2 separate regions of the Homo sapiens genome follow, and region 2 is linked to region 1. The links are chromatin contacts, found by Hi-C or POLR2A ChIA-PET in ENCODE. All regions are on one chromosome and are shown on one strand. Each heading gives the region's core, a stretch centred on a gene start or an enhancer-like site at or near the end of the contact. The rest is flanking DNA. Distances are from core to core; before and after follow the strand shown.

What was found. Hi-C counts contacts between places; a loop is a spot of excess contacts on that map. ChIA-PET counts read pairs that join two places held with the same protein, here RNA polymerase II (POLR2A). Pooled maps may share reads with other maps.
Region 2: a loop to region 1 is called in a map of heart left ventricle, with 2.0 times the contacts of the local background. The contact joins two enhancer-like sites. A Hi-C loop is called at or near these places in 1 of 168 maps with a recorded cell type or tissue (heart left ventricle) and 3 of 50 pooled maps. POLR2A ChIA-PET finds 5 or more read pairs at or near these places in 1 of 52 experiments (WTC11).

What each region holds. Positions count from the first base shown.
Region 1 is chr3:65,728,242-65,731,302 of GRCh38, reverse strand. The region is part of intron 1 of MAGI1 (membrane associated guanylate kinase, WW and PDZ domain containing 1); the gene reads left to right. It overlaps LOC107986018 (a long non-coding RNA gene), which reads left to right. Exons shown (of 2, transcript XR_001740441.2): 2 at 1-3,061. Among named protein-coding and RNA genes, the nearest start is that of MAGI1-AS1, 160 kb to the left of the region's middle. Within about 2 kb of position 1,607, at least 5 of the 41 ENCODE cell types and tissues checked have a DNase peak (open chromatin) inside an H3K27ac peak, as active enhancers do.
Region 2 is chr3:65,547,951-65,550,803 of GRCh38, reverse strand. All of the region lies in intron 2 of MAGI1 (membrane associated guanylate kinase, WW and PDZ domain containing 1), which reads left to right. Among named protein-coding and RNA genes, the nearest start is that of MAGI1-AS1, 340 kb to the left of the region's middle. Within about 2 kb of position 1,348, at least 5 of the 41 ENCODE cell types and tissues checked have a DNase peak (open chromatin) inside an H3K27ac peak, as active enhancers do.

The DNA of each region.
Region 1 (3,061 bases), core at 358-2,857:
GTGATGGTGTTTTTAGCCATAGCACGAAAATTCCTTTTATGTATGTCTGACATGGCAAACAAACATTCCCATATTTGCTCCAAAGCTATTACATTCTGAAGACAGGGTTTCTCTCTTGAGAGTATTTGTAAGTTCAGCCTTTTACTTATATACCAGTCATTAAATCATGGGGTATGGGTTATATGTTTTAAATGGACATTTTGATCACCCTTCAGGGAAACTGGAAGAAATGCCCTGTTGCACGGTGGTTACCTTTTGAGTTATCCAGTAACTAAATTTGGGGGCTAGAAGATGCCTCTAGAGGTAACTTGATTCATTGTGATTCTTTTCATTGAATTTGGCAAAACTACAATGGAGGTAACCATTTCACTTATTAAAAAGAAAAAAAAAAACAAAAACCCCGGGGGGGTGGGGAGAGTTAGACAATAACAGATTCTGTTCTACAGCTCTGACAACACTTCAGCCTCTCACAATATTTTGCTGTAGAGAAAACAAAAATGAACTATTACTTTTTTCTTTTAGTGACCATTTATTCATTTGTTTATCCGTAGATCTTTCCATTCTAGGAAACATTTGTGGGTTACAGTGCTGTCCTTATCTCCTCAGTAGCATCTCTCCCTGTTCCCGCTAACTGACCCCTGATTTTGTGTCTAGTCAGCACAATTACTTGATCTCAGGCAAAGCAGGCCTGTCCCAGGTCATACGTCGTGAATCACAGTTGGTCTAAGCCAGTCTCGTCAGTCCATTCTGCCACACCAGTGACTGGTCTAGAGTTGTATATGCGACCCAGCTCTGGCCAATGAGACGTGAGGGGAAGTAGAAGAGATTCCCTTCCTTAGTAAAGATGATGGATACTCATGAAGATAGTCATTTCGCCCCTGTCTCCTGCTTCCTGCTTTAAATGAGGATATGTTGCTTGGAAAGGTAGTAGCATCTTGTGAAAATGAGGTGACAGGCTTGGGGAAGAAAATTCACATGCTGAGAATGGTGGAAGCCATTTTTTTTTATAGCATTGTTGAAGAGCTGAAGCAACCCCAGGGATCACTTCCAGATTTTGTGAGATAAATAAGCCACTAACTGTTTAAGCTACTCTTAATGCAAAGATTCTCTTATTTGCAGCCAAAAGCATTCCTAACTGATAAACCACCTAAAAGGCAAATGATGTAATGGAGATATTCACCAATTCCACAGCAGTATATTTTGTCTCAATCTGCTCTTCATAAATATTTTCTTTTGGCCTGGAAAGAAAGACAGATGCTGAGAAATGTAATTAGACTCTTGGTATGTGTGGCCAAATTTTAATTTCTAATTGAACATGAGGCCCCAAAATGTTTAGTCACAGAAAGAAAGTAATACAGCATCTCTTATTCAATCAAGTCATTCTGAACTACTTATATAACCAAAGGTCAGTGGTAGCAGGATTGTATTACATGGTGATTTTAATGTTCTGCCTTTTGTTGCTAACGGCTTGTTTTAAAATCTAGTTCAGTTTCCTGCTTAGATTGCAGTGCTGTATTTGCAGTAGACAAATTCAGAGATTCTCTTGGGAGACTCTGGTTATGGCTGGATTCCCAGAACAGCTGAAAAGGTCAGGAAGTAGAGTTCACTTTTCATTAGCGATGGGGAGCTTCAAAGATGGGTTCCAGGGTCAGCAAACACACATTTGCTCAAGGAATTTGGCCTTGCTGGGTAGTGGTTGTAATGTTTAGTAAAGCAGGATTGGCAGTGGCTCTTCCCTGAGTTAGATTCAGTGTTGTTTCTAAACCTTTGGCTGGAAGTTAGTCCACTTAGACATTCAGATAAAACCAAATCTTAAATGACTGTATAAAATATATATGTTTTATGTTTTATATTGTCTACTGTGCATAGTATTATACCCAAAATGCTCATACATAGTGATTTCATGTGATTTTAGCCAACCTCAAACTTTGATCCTAACTGTATTGTTAGCTGAAGTCATTGAGAACTTTCAGCCAGGAAATATTTTTAAATGAATATAGTTTGTTTACCAATGTAGGTGCAGGCAACCTCAACGTATGCTTACATAATGTAATAGAGATTTTGGAGTGACCTGCTGTCAGGAATAGATAAGCAGTTTATAATTAGTGTGTTGGTCCTATATGAATATACTTGTAGATGGCTTGTTTTCTTCAGAGTGAATATCATCCCCCCCCCCCCCCCCGTTCCATTTTTTGTTAACTGCTAATTTGTAGGACAGATTTGTTTTTATTGGATAATGCAGAACACAGATTCAGACCATGCCAGGTCCAAATTTTTGCAAAACTTGATTTAATCAGATCAAAATTAGTCAGGTTTTACTGCATGTCATTCCTATTTAATCTCAAGAGTTATTAAACACAGTAAATGATCATTTTGTGAGGAGATGTCATATGAGTATTGATTAGGAATCACAGTAAAGCCTTACTATTTTAAAAAACAATTGGCTTCATTACACACTCAAGTTCTACTAGAGGAATAGTGCTTATGCAGTTAAAAAAGTTTTATCCCCAAGTTCCTTTAAGATTTTTTAAAAAAAGTGTTAAGAATAGTGGTGTCCTAGACAAAATAATTTTTTAAAAAATACGGTTTTTTCTTTGCATCATTTCTTTGGGACAGTTGTTTCTCTTCTGACAATACTGTTTGAAGGGTAAAAGTTCAGCTGTGCCACAGAACACCTGCTCTTTGCTTAGCTGAATGACTATCTAGTTTGACTTATTTCTCCAGGATTTGGAATTTTAGGCCCTGGGGTTTGAGGAAGTAACTTACCATGTTTAGGGGTGAATTACTTCTCTTCATCTTTTCAGCTTTTCTTCTTGCTGTTTCCCACACAGCAGCAGCTGTTTTTAACAACAGAAATCATGTCATAGCACTTTCCTGCTGAAAACTGCTGAGCAGCTTCCTGCAGACAAAGATCCAAATTCCATACCATGGGCTCTATGATCCCACGTGGTCTGTCTCTCTTTGCATCTCCAGCTCATCTTAGGCCACCTTCTGCGCCTCACAGGGTGCTCCAGCTCCAATCATCCTGTTCTGAGTTTTCCCCAAGCTCATTTCCATCTCA
Region 2 (2,853 bases), core at 99-2,598, 180 kb after region 1:
TTGTGGACATGGGGTCTCCCTCTGTTGTCAAAGCTGGTCACAAACTTCGGGGCTCAAGTGATCCTCCTGTCTTGGCCTCCCAAATTGCTGGGATTGTAAGCATGAGCTATGGTGCTTAGCCTTGGGAATTCCAGTTCTTCTTGCCATTCCAGGCAGTGATGTGAGCATGCTGGGGGCCAATCCCAGTTTAGTCAAATTGATTGTTTCCCATCACTATTGCTGTGGTCCACCTGAAACTAAAACTAAAGTTGTATATGAATAAAAGGAAGAGCTGCCCGGAGGTGACAGGTTCAAACAGGGCTCTCTGGGATTTTCTTCTTGGCCTAGAGAGTCCAATTTCTTTCAAGTTTTATTCTTGCCAGTGAAGAGGTGAGATATCATCCAGAACTCAAAAGGGTGTGATGCCCTCTTGGCCTTAGAAGTTTACTAAAAACAGTAGCATGGAGAGACCAAGATCCAGGACTTTGAACTTGGACTGACCTGGGGCATTGCTCCAGCATTTCTTAGCTGAGTGACCTTTGGCAATTACTTAACCTCTCCGAGCTTTGTCTTTCTGATCTTTAATAAAAAGACAAATACTTAACCCCCTCCTGGGGTCTCTTGAGGGTGAGATGCATCAGATTTGAGGCTAAAGAGTAGGACCAGGATAGAAACTTAAGGGCCCTTGAATGCAGAGCTAATGTGGGTAGCTTTTCTTCTATGGAATGGGGCCAGCAGAGGTTTCCACTGAGAAGAGGGAAGATGTGATTCTGTCTGTATTAACCAAAGTGCCAGGTGGTGGACCCAGAACACACAGGCTTTTAAAATGTTCTGTACCAGAAGAGAATTTTTTGGCTCATAGTAATCACTTAATAAAATGGCAGATGCTATTTAATGATAATCATAAGTAAAATAGTGGTGATGATGATAATGAAAGGTTCAGCTCTCTTCCTGCTGTATTTCGAAGTCAACCCCACACTCCCGTGTTTGACCGGCACCTCCCTATTCATTTCAAGGTGCTAGCAGCTCTTGGTGGGCCCCTCTTACCCTGGCTACCCAGGGCCAGAACCATGTGACTCCCTTCCCCTAGTGGGTGCCCTGAAAGCCATATTTGTCTCCCACCCCTACCCCCGTCCAAGGCCCTGAGGATGGGGGCGGGCAGGCAGTCGCGCACTCCCGGGGGGCGTGTAGAGGGGTACCAGCCGCAGCCCGGAGTGTGAATAGCGCGCATTGACGCCGCTGCCGCCCGAGCGGGCTGGGGACACCCTGGCCGAGCCTACTGCCTGCGAGCCCCATAAAAGGAGCAGCTGCCGCCGGGCCGCTCAGACGCGCGGGGATGAGGCGGGCGGCCACCGAGCGCGCGCCTGGGCTCCGGCAGTGACCGAGGCGAACTCCGGGGCCGCTCCGGGGCCCGCAGGTAACGGTTTTGTCCTTGGGTTTGGAAGTGACAGCAGGAAGAGGGGAGGGGAGGGGGTTAGGAAGGGAGGAAGGAGACTGGGCGGGAATGAGGAAGAGGGAAGACGGAAAGAGGGAGGAAAGGGAAGGAAGGAGAAGGCGAGGAAGTGGCCGCGCCGGGGAGCGGCTGGAACGCGCTGCACTTGCCGCCCGCCCGGGCGTTCAAGTTCCCCCTTCCCGCCTCCCCAGGCTGGCGGTCGCGTCCCTCCCGCGCCCGGAGGCTCCAGCCAGCCATGTTTCTTGGGCGAGCATCTCGGCCCGCGCCCCGGAGCGCAGGGCCCGAGCAGGGGCCGCCTTGGCTGCGGCGCCAGGGCAGGTGCAAGGAGACGCGGGCGGCCCATCAGCCGCAGGCTCGTTCCGCCTAGGGCCAGGGTCCCTTGAAGTACAGTTTACTTTGGCTCCAGTGGGTTGAGAGCCAGGTTCCCTTCCCCCTTGCTGCCTCCCGTTCCCGCCGACCCCGCTTCCCTGGCCTGCTGCCACTTAATGAACTGTTGGCTCACCCCACCCCTCCAGTAGCCTGCATTTTGAGCTTAAGAGTGTTGTTTGCAGCCGGGAGCGGTGGCTTACACCTGTAATCCCAGTACTTTGGGAGACCGAGTTGGGTGGATTACTTGAGGTCATGAGTTCGAGACTAGCCTGGCCAACATGATGAAACCCCCTCTCTATTCAAAATACGAAAATTAGCCCGGCGTGGTGGCGCATGCCTGCCGTCCCAGCTGCTAGGGAGGCTGAGGCAGGAGAATAGCTTGAACCTGGGAGGCAGAGGTTGCAGTGAGCTGAGATCGCGCCACTGCACTCCAGCCTGGGCGAGAGGGAGAGACTCCGTCTCAAAAAAAAAAAAAAAAAAAAAAAAAAAAAGAGTGTTGTTTGCATAAAGCTGGGCTCAGCTGGAGCAAATGGAGAGGAGTTGAAAAGGGAGGCCCTTTTGTGCAGAGCCTTATTGTAGAGCCACTTTTCTCCCCTGGCCCTGAGCCTCTGGTGGTCCCCAGTGCAGGGAGAGGGGATGGTAGGGTGCCTAGGCCTTCTTGCGAGCTGTGTGCCAACTGCCCCTCTTGTCCCTCATTGGGATGCTTCATCTGTGGGCGGAAGGCTCCTCTGAGGTGGTGAGAGCCTCATTTCACCTGGGATGCCCCCAATACCCCATGGCTCTAGTTTCTGTGGCTTCCCTGCTCACTCACAGGAAATGTAACTTCTGGCAATCAGGCCTGTCTGCCATGAGCAGAGCTTCTTCCTCCAGAGCAAAGCGTATTCACATCAGACTGAATGGGTTCCAGTCTGCAGAGCTGGTTATTGCTGGTTATTGCCGCAGGGTTGCAGGAGGTTATTGGAGACCTTTGCTTGAGGAGCTCTGGGATGGTAGTTTTGGAGTTCCTCAATTACTTCATTTACTCCTCATTTGAACATTGTTCTTAACTTTTC